3 separate regions of the Homo sapiens genome follow, and all the other regions are linked to region 1. Evidence: chromatin loops called from intact Hi-C (ENCODE). Cell type or tissue: chondrocyte. All regions are shown on one strand. Region 1 has its middle 41 kb from the start of PPP2R3B. Region 2 has its middle 55 kb from the start of CRLF2. Region 3 has its middle 92 kb from the start of CRLF2.

The links. A loop is a pair of places that touch in the nucleus more often than their neighbours do. Peaks named below come from ENCODE experiments on the same cell type or tissue, not always from the same donor. Only the 100,000 strongest peaks of a DNase experiment are listed, where the experiment ranks them.
Region 2: it touches region 1 in a loop (7-fold over the local background); 5 of 110 quality-filtered maps call a loop at or near these places.
Region 3: it touches region 1 in a loop (11-fold over the local background); 3 of 110 quality-filtered maps call a loop at or near these places.

Annotation. Positions count from the first base shown.
Region 1 is chrX:426,742-429,241 of GRCh38, reverse strand. No RefSeq gene overlaps it. Among named protein-coding and RNA genes, the nearest start is that of PPP2R3B, 41 kb to the right of the region's middle. RefSeq lists a silencer at 241-412. In chondrocyte, CTCF peaks have their summits at 1,159 and 1,366 (motif pointing left); DNase peaks (open chromatin) are centred at 931 and 1,261.
Region 2 is chrX:1,156,224-1,158,723 of GRCh38, reverse strand. No RefSeq gene overlaps it. Among named protein-coding and RNA genes, the nearest start is that of CRLF2, 55 kb to the left of the region's middle. In chondrocyte, a CTCF peak has its summit at 1,000 (motif pointing right); no DNase peak of the experiment used is centred here.
Region 3 is chrX:1,119,220-1,121,719 of GRCh38, reverse strand. No RefSeq gene overlaps it. Among named protein-coding and RNA genes, the nearest start is that of CRLF2, 92 kb to the left of the region's middle. In chondrocyte, CTCF peaks have their summits at 1,071 and 1,272 (motif pointing right); no DNase peak of the experiment used is centred here.

The sequences.
Region 1 (2,500 bases):
TCCCTGCCTCACAGATGGGGAAACTGGGGTGCAAAGATGGTGAGACACGCCCCCCTCAACGAGGCCACAGAGCTGGCAGGAGGCTCAGCCAGGACACGGTGCAGATGCCAGGCTGTCCAGGAAGAAAGGAAGGAAGAGAGGCAGGGAGGGAGGAAAGGAAGGAGGGAGGAAAGGAGGGACGGAGGAAAGGAAGGAGGGAGGAAAGGAAGGGAGGGAGGAAACAGGCTGCAGTGAGCCGAGATCACACCCAGACTCCAGCCTGGGTGACAGACCCTGATTGGAAACTGTCCAAACGCTGAGCCGTCTAGACGTCGAGCCGAGGCCACTCAGGTCAGCAGCAGCACATGCTGTGTGCCCACGAAGACGATTATTCTAAGGGAGAATCTCAGGGAGGATGTTTGTGGACTTTTGTAGCCACTTAAACAATTTCTACAAAAGAAATAATAAAATAAAATAGGCCCGGTGCGGTGGCTCACACCCGTCATCCCGGCACGTTGGGAGGCTGAGGTGCTGGACGGCTTGATCCCAGGAGTTCAAGACCAGCCCAGGCAACATGGAGAAACCCCGTCTCTACAAAAAATACAAAAAAATACAAAAAAATGAGTTGGGCGTGGTGGCAGGTGCCTCTGGTCCCGGCTACTCGGGAGGCTGAGGCGGGAGGATCACTTGAGGCCACAGTAGCCGGAGGCTGCTCTGAGCCGAGATCATTCCCGCCGTGCTCCAGCCCCCGGATGACAGAATGAGACCCTGTCTAGAAAAGCAAACCACAAAAAAAATAAACTTTTTGAGGAAAACCCCAACAGACCTCCAGAGCCCGTGTGAGGAGGGGTGTCTGCAGGCAAAGCCGGGAATGGGAGTCTTTTGCCCAAGAGGCCCTGGCGGCCGCCTGCTGCGTCTACAGACACGGAAATGTGTCCTTGGCCTTTTCTGCACAGCTTGGGACCCGGGTCCGAGAAGCGGCTTCCTCCCTCGGAATCTTGCAAGTGTGGGAGGGAACGGGGCGGCTGAGGAGATGACGGTGCAAAGTGAAACGCGGCTGATTTTCCTCTCCTGGGCTAGACCATTGCTCACTCCCGACAGCTTCTGTTCTGTGACGGGAGCGTCAGAAACACAGTCGAGCAAAGGTTTCACGACGTCAGTTCCGAAGTAGCCGGTTACGGGGCCTGAACGGCACGGGGTTGGCAGCCGGGGGAGGGATGGGGCTTGAACCCGGTTTGGGATGAATGTAAAGACCTGAGCCCCGGCCCACGAGGCGGGAAGGCGGTCCCGGGGTTCGCAGCCCGGGGACCCACAAGGCTGAAGGCAGTGACGTGTTTCAAAACTCAGCAAAGGGTCCGACAACGGTCCACCGTTTCCGTAGCTGGCACTGCCATCCTGTGGCCGAAGAGAAAATATGTCATGGAAAACGCGGGGCCGGGGCGGCCGTCCTGTCTCTGGGGCGTCCGTGCTGTCTCTGGGGTGTCCGTCCTGTCTCTGGGGCGTCCGTCCTGTCTCTGGGGCGCCCGTCCTGTCTCTGGGGCGTCCGTCCTGTCTCTGGGGCGTCCGTGCTGTCTCTGGGGCGTCCGTCCTGTCTCTGGGGCGTCCGTGCTGTCTCTGGGGCCTCCATCCTGTCTCTGGGGCGTCCGTCCTGTCTCTGGGGCGTCCGTGCTGTCTCTGGGGTGTCCGTCCTGTCTCTGGGGCGTCCGTCCTGTCTCTGGGGCGTCCGTGCTGTCTCTGGGGCCTCCGTCCTGTCTCTGGGGCATCCGTGCTGTCTCTGGGGTCTCCGTCCTGTCTCTGGGGCGTCCGTCCTGTCTCTGGGGTCTCTGTGCTGTCTCTGGGGGCGTCCGTCCTGTCTCTGGGGCATCAGTCCTGTCTCTGGGGCGTCCGTCCTGTCTCTGGGGTCTCCGTGCTGTCTCTGGGGGCGTCCGTCCTGTCTCTGGGGCATCAGTCCTGTCTCTGGGGTGTCCGTCCTGTCTCTGGGGGTGTCCGTGCTGTCTCTGGGGTCTCCGTGCTGTCTCTGGGGCGTCCGTCCTGTCTCTGGGGCGTCCGTCCTGTCTCTGGGGTGTCCGTCCTGTCACCCGTGTGCCTTTCATGTCACTGGAGTGGCCGTCCTGATTCCAGATTCTGATCCCGGCACAGGGAGCATAACCTTGAGCCTGTCTGGGAGGGAAGGAGCCCAGCCCTGCCATAGTTGTACATTGCTTGCATGTGAGTCACGACTGTGGAAACTCCGAGATGGACCAGACAGTCTGTGTTTAGGGAACCATTGCTTTTCATGAGGGACGTGTGCGATCAATATTTTTAAGAGATATTCACTGAAGTACTATCAGCATGAAAATCATTTTCTAATGGGTTAAATATACATCTAGATCATATATATCTCTATATGCACAAATACCTCCACACCTGTATAAATGCATATATACATACAAGGGATGTGTCTGTGTGTCTGTGTGTGTGTGTGGAGTTAGAGCTAGAAAAGAGATATTCACTGAAATATTAGCAATGGAAATCATGTTCT
Region 2 (2,500 bases), 730 kb before region 1:
AGTAGGGATGGGGTTTCACCACGTTGGCCAGGCTGGTCTCGAACTCCCGACCTCAGATGATCCACCCGCCTCAACCTCCCAAAGTGCTGGGATGACAGGCGTGAGCCGCCGTGCCCGGCCTTTATTTTATTTATTTTTTTTCTTAGACAGAGTTTCACTCTTGTTGCCCAGGCTGGAGTGCAGTGGTGCGATCTCCACTCACTGTAACCTCTACCTCTCGGGTTCAAGCAATTCTCCTGCCTCAGCCTTCCGAGTAGCTGCGATTACAGGCAGCTGCCACCACACCCAGCTAATTTTTGTATTTTTAGTAGAGTCAGGGTTTCACCGTATTGGCCAGGCTGGTCTCAAACTCCTGACCTCAGGTGATCTGCCTGCCTCGGCCTCCCAAAGTGCTCAGGCATGAGCCACCTCACCTGGCCCTGTTTTTTTGTTTTGTTTTGTTTTGTTTTGTTTTGTTTTTGAGACAGAGTGGCACTCTTGTTGCCCAGGCTGGAGTGCAGCGGTGCGATCTGTGCTCACAGCAACGTCTACCTCCTGGATTCAAGCAATTCTCCTGCCTCAGCCTCCTGAGTAGCTGGGATTGCAGGCAGCTGCCACCACGCCAGGCTAATTTTTTTTTGTATTTTTAGTAGAGACGGGGTTTCATCATGTTGGCCAGGCTGGTCTCGATCTCTTGACGTCATGATCTACCCACCTCGGCCTCCCAAAGTGCTGCGATTACAGGCGTGAGCCACCGCGCCCGGCTAATTTTTGTATTTTTAGTAGAGATGGGGTTTCACCATGTTGGTCAGGCTGGTCTCGAACTCGTGACCTCATGATCCACCCACCTCGGCCCCCCAAAGTGCTGGGATGACAGGCGTGAGCCACCGCACCTGGCCACCAGGGAGTCTATGCTTGTCTGTAAAACTGGTCTGCGACCTCTCAGAAAAGCCTTCAGTTTTACTGGTAACTTGTTTTGTTTCACAAACCGGGTAGACGGTGAAGGCGTTGCTCCTCAAATCGCCACTTGGTGGCAGCCAATACCTACAACTTCCAGTGTTGCTTTTGATTTTTCTCTCTTTTTGAGATGGAGTTTTGCTCTTGTCACCCAGGCTGGAGTGCAGTGGTGCGATCTCAGCTGACTGCAACCTCCGCCTCCCGGGTTCGAGTGATTCTCCTGCCTCAGTCTCCCGAGTAGTTGGGATTACAGGCGCACGCCACCACGCCTGACTAATTTTTGTATTTTTAGTAGAGACAGGGTTTCACCATGTTGGTCAGGATGGTGTCAAACTCCTGACCTCAGGTGATCCGCCTGCCTCAGCCTCCCAAAGTGCTGGGATGACAGGCGTGATCCACCACGCCTGGCTAATGTTTGTATTTTTAGTAGAGACCGGGTTTCACCATGTTGACCAGGCTGGTCTCGAACTCCTGACCTCAGGTGATCCACCCACCTGGGCCTCCCAAAGTGCTGGGATGACAGGCATGAGCCATCGCACCAGGCCGAGCGTTGCCTTTTGGTAATACAAGTGTGAAAACTCAGAACCGCAGAGCTTCTCTAGCTGCCCTGACAGGAACACACCTCCATGGCCCCAGTCTCAATGGTGTAGGGACTGTTGGAAGAGCTTAGTGATAAGGAAATGATTCCAAATGAAGTTCCATCTTCTTAAAACTGCAATTCCGATTCTGATGTGACTTTTTTTTTTTTTTTTTTTGAGATGGAGTCTTGCTCTGTCACCCAGGCTGGAGTGCAGTGGTGTGATCTCGGCTCACTGCAACCTCCGACTCCCGCGTTCGAGCGATTCTCCTGCCTCAGCCTCCCAAGTAGCTGGCATGACAGGTGCCCGCCACCACACCCGGCTAATTTTTTTAAAAATTATTATTATCTTTCAGACGGAGTCTCACTCTGTAGCCAGGCTGGAGTGCAGTGGCGCCATCCTGGCTCGCTGCAACCTCCGCCTCCTGGGCTCAAGTGATTCTCCTACCTCAGCCTCCTGAGTAGCTGGGATTACTGGCGCCCACGACCACAGCTGGCTGACTTTTGTATTTTTAGTAGAGACCAGGTTTCACCATGTTGGCCAGGCTGGTCTCGAACTGCTGACCTCAGGTGATCCGCCTGCCTCGGCCTCTCAAAGTGCTGGGATGACAGGCGTGAACCACCGCGCCCGGCCCAATTAAGAGAGGTTTAATTTTGTACGTGGGTCCTATCGGCCACAGGCATGGATGCTGCATAGTTGTTTGGTTTCGGAGATTGAAATGGGCATCCTTTTACTGGGGCAAGAGGAGTGTTTCGGAGGTAAGAACCTTCACTGAGGGTTTGTCCTGCACACTGTCTGACCCTTAGGACTTTTTTTCAGGCCGGTTGCGGTGGCTCATGCCTGTCATCCCAGCACTTTGGGAGGCCGAGGCGGGAGGATCACGAGGTGAGGAGATCGAGACCAGCCTGGCCAACATGGTGAAACCCCGTCTCTACTAAAAATACAAAAAAAAAATGGGCTGGACGTGGAGGCTCACATCTGTCATC
Region 3 (2,500 bases), 690 kb before region 1:
TCCATTGCTTTGTTGATGAGAATTGGGAAGATGGGGTGAGGAGTTTGGTGTCTTGGGAACGTGGGGGATATGGACCACGCTTGAGCGATCTCTGAGCAACATGTTCTCCCTGCAGGCAGACCTTCCTTCTTCTGGGGTCCTTTATCCCAAGCCCTTTATAGACCTGCAACCAACTTGCCCGACACTTCACCTGTTTTATTCGCAGCAGGTCCTGAATGCAGCTGGAATTTCAGCATGACTCAGCTCCGAACGGAACTCGACTGAATTCTTTAAAATCCTGTTTTCCAAAGTCTGTAAGATACGGAGACTCTCGCTGGGCGCACTGGCTGGCACCTGTCATCCCAGCACTTTGGGAGGCCGAGGCGGGCAGATCACCTGCGGTCAGGAGTTTGAGACCAGCCTGGCCAACATGGTGAAACCCCGTCCCTGCTAAAAATACAAAAATTAGCCGGATGTGGTGGCACACACCTGTCATCCCAGGACTTTGGGAGGCCGAGGCGGGCGGATCACTTGAGTTCAGGAGTTTGAGACCAGCCTGGCCAACATGGTAAAACCCCGTCTCTGCTAAAAATACAAAAATTAGTCAGGTGTGGTTGCTGGAGCCTGTAATCCCAGCTACTCAGAAGGCTGAGGCAGGAGAATTGCTTGAATCCGGGAGGCAGAGGTTGCAGTGAGTCGAGACCACACCACTGCACTCCGGCCTGGGCAACAGAGTGAGACTCTGTCCCGCCAACAAAAATAAAAGCAAAAACCTGGAAATGAGTCAAATGAATTTTTTAAACAGCTAAATAAAATCTAGAAGCCTTCCCTGGATGACTCCGTAGCAGTTAAAATAAGTGGGGGTACATTTGTATTAACTGACCCAGGAATATTTTTAAGACATAATGTTGAGTAAGAAAAGCAGGTTGGCTGGCCACCGTGGCTCATGCCTGTAATCTCAACACTTCGGGAGGCTGAGGTAGGTAGATCATGAGGCCAGGAGTTCGAGACCAGCCTGACCAAAATGGTGAAACCCCGTCTCTGCTAAAAATACAAAAATGAGTCAGGTGTGGTGGCAGGTGCCTGTAATCCCAGCTATTCAGAAAGCTGAGGCAGGAGAGTTGCTTGAACCTGGGAGATGGAGGTTGCTGTGAGCTGAGATTGCACCACTGTCCTCCAGCCTGGGCAACAGAGCGAGACTCCGTCTCAAAAAAAAAAAAAAAAAAGATACAGAGATTCTGAAAGCAAGAAAGAGAAGCTATAGATTTTTCCAGTAGAGGGCATCCCTGGAACACAGATCCAGTTTCTGGCTGTCCAGAGCATGCTACTGCCGAGGCCGGCAGTTCCTGCAAGTCCAAATGCTCCCACTGTCTCTCAGTGAGGCTTTGAGACCTAGAGGACCACACTTCTTATACTGAAATTAAAAGAATAAGACTCTTCTCCCATATGCAAGGATCAAACGCCACCAGCTCATGAATTTCCTGCAGTTCTGAGAGGACATGTACAGAAACTGTAAAATGTCAAAACACACCAAAACCCGGTCAATGTCCCTGGTATAAGAGTGTAGATAAGAGAGACACTTTGAGGCTGAGGTGGGTGGATCACCTGAGGTCAGGAGTTCGAGACCAGCCTGGCCAACATGGTGAAACCCCGTCTCTACTAAAAATACAATAATTAGCTGGGTGTGGTGGTGGGCACCTGTAGTCCCAGCTACTCGGGAGGCTGAGGCAGGAGAATCGCTTGAACCTGGGATGTGGAGGTTGTAGTGAGCCGAGATCGCACCACTGCACGCCAGCCTGGGTGACAGAGTGAGACTCTGTGTGAAAAAAAAAAAATGAATTTATTGTTTCGAAACTTAATGTAGGTGGTCATATTATAACTCTTATTATGAACAAAACTTTTGCATCTCCAAAAGCAGCCCTATTGATTTATAATTTTTATCTTTCTTGTTCCTTTTCCTTGAAGGTAAAGACAAATCATTTCCATGTACCTCTCTCTCCTTCATCTTTCAACACCTCTTCTTACTGATCACCCAGCCCTCATCTTCCGAAGAAAACTATCTGCCAAGAAGTCTCTGTGGATAAATTTACCCTACGGGAAGAAATAAACAAAACAGTATTTATTTATTTTTTTAAACCAGGTTAGGAAAACGTCTTAGCATTCAGGAAATAAGGGGTGATAAGAGAATCAGGACCAAAGAAGAAAAAAAAAGAAAGGAAGGAAGGAAAGAAGGAAGGAAGGAAGAAGAAAGAAAGAAAAAAGAAAGAGAAAGAAGGAAAGAAGAAAAAGAGAAGAAAAAGAGAAAGACAAAAGAAAGATGAAAGGAAAAAGAAACAAAGAAGAAAGAAGAGAGAAAAGAAAGAAAAAAAACAAAGAAAAAAGAAAGAGAAAAGAAAGAATAAAGAAGAAAGAAAGGAAAGAAAGAAAAGAAAGGAAGGAAAGTCCCAGAGCCCACATGGGAACAATGCTGAGGGAAGTAATAAAAGCTAAGTTATAAAGCAGGAGGACTTTTATCAAGGCC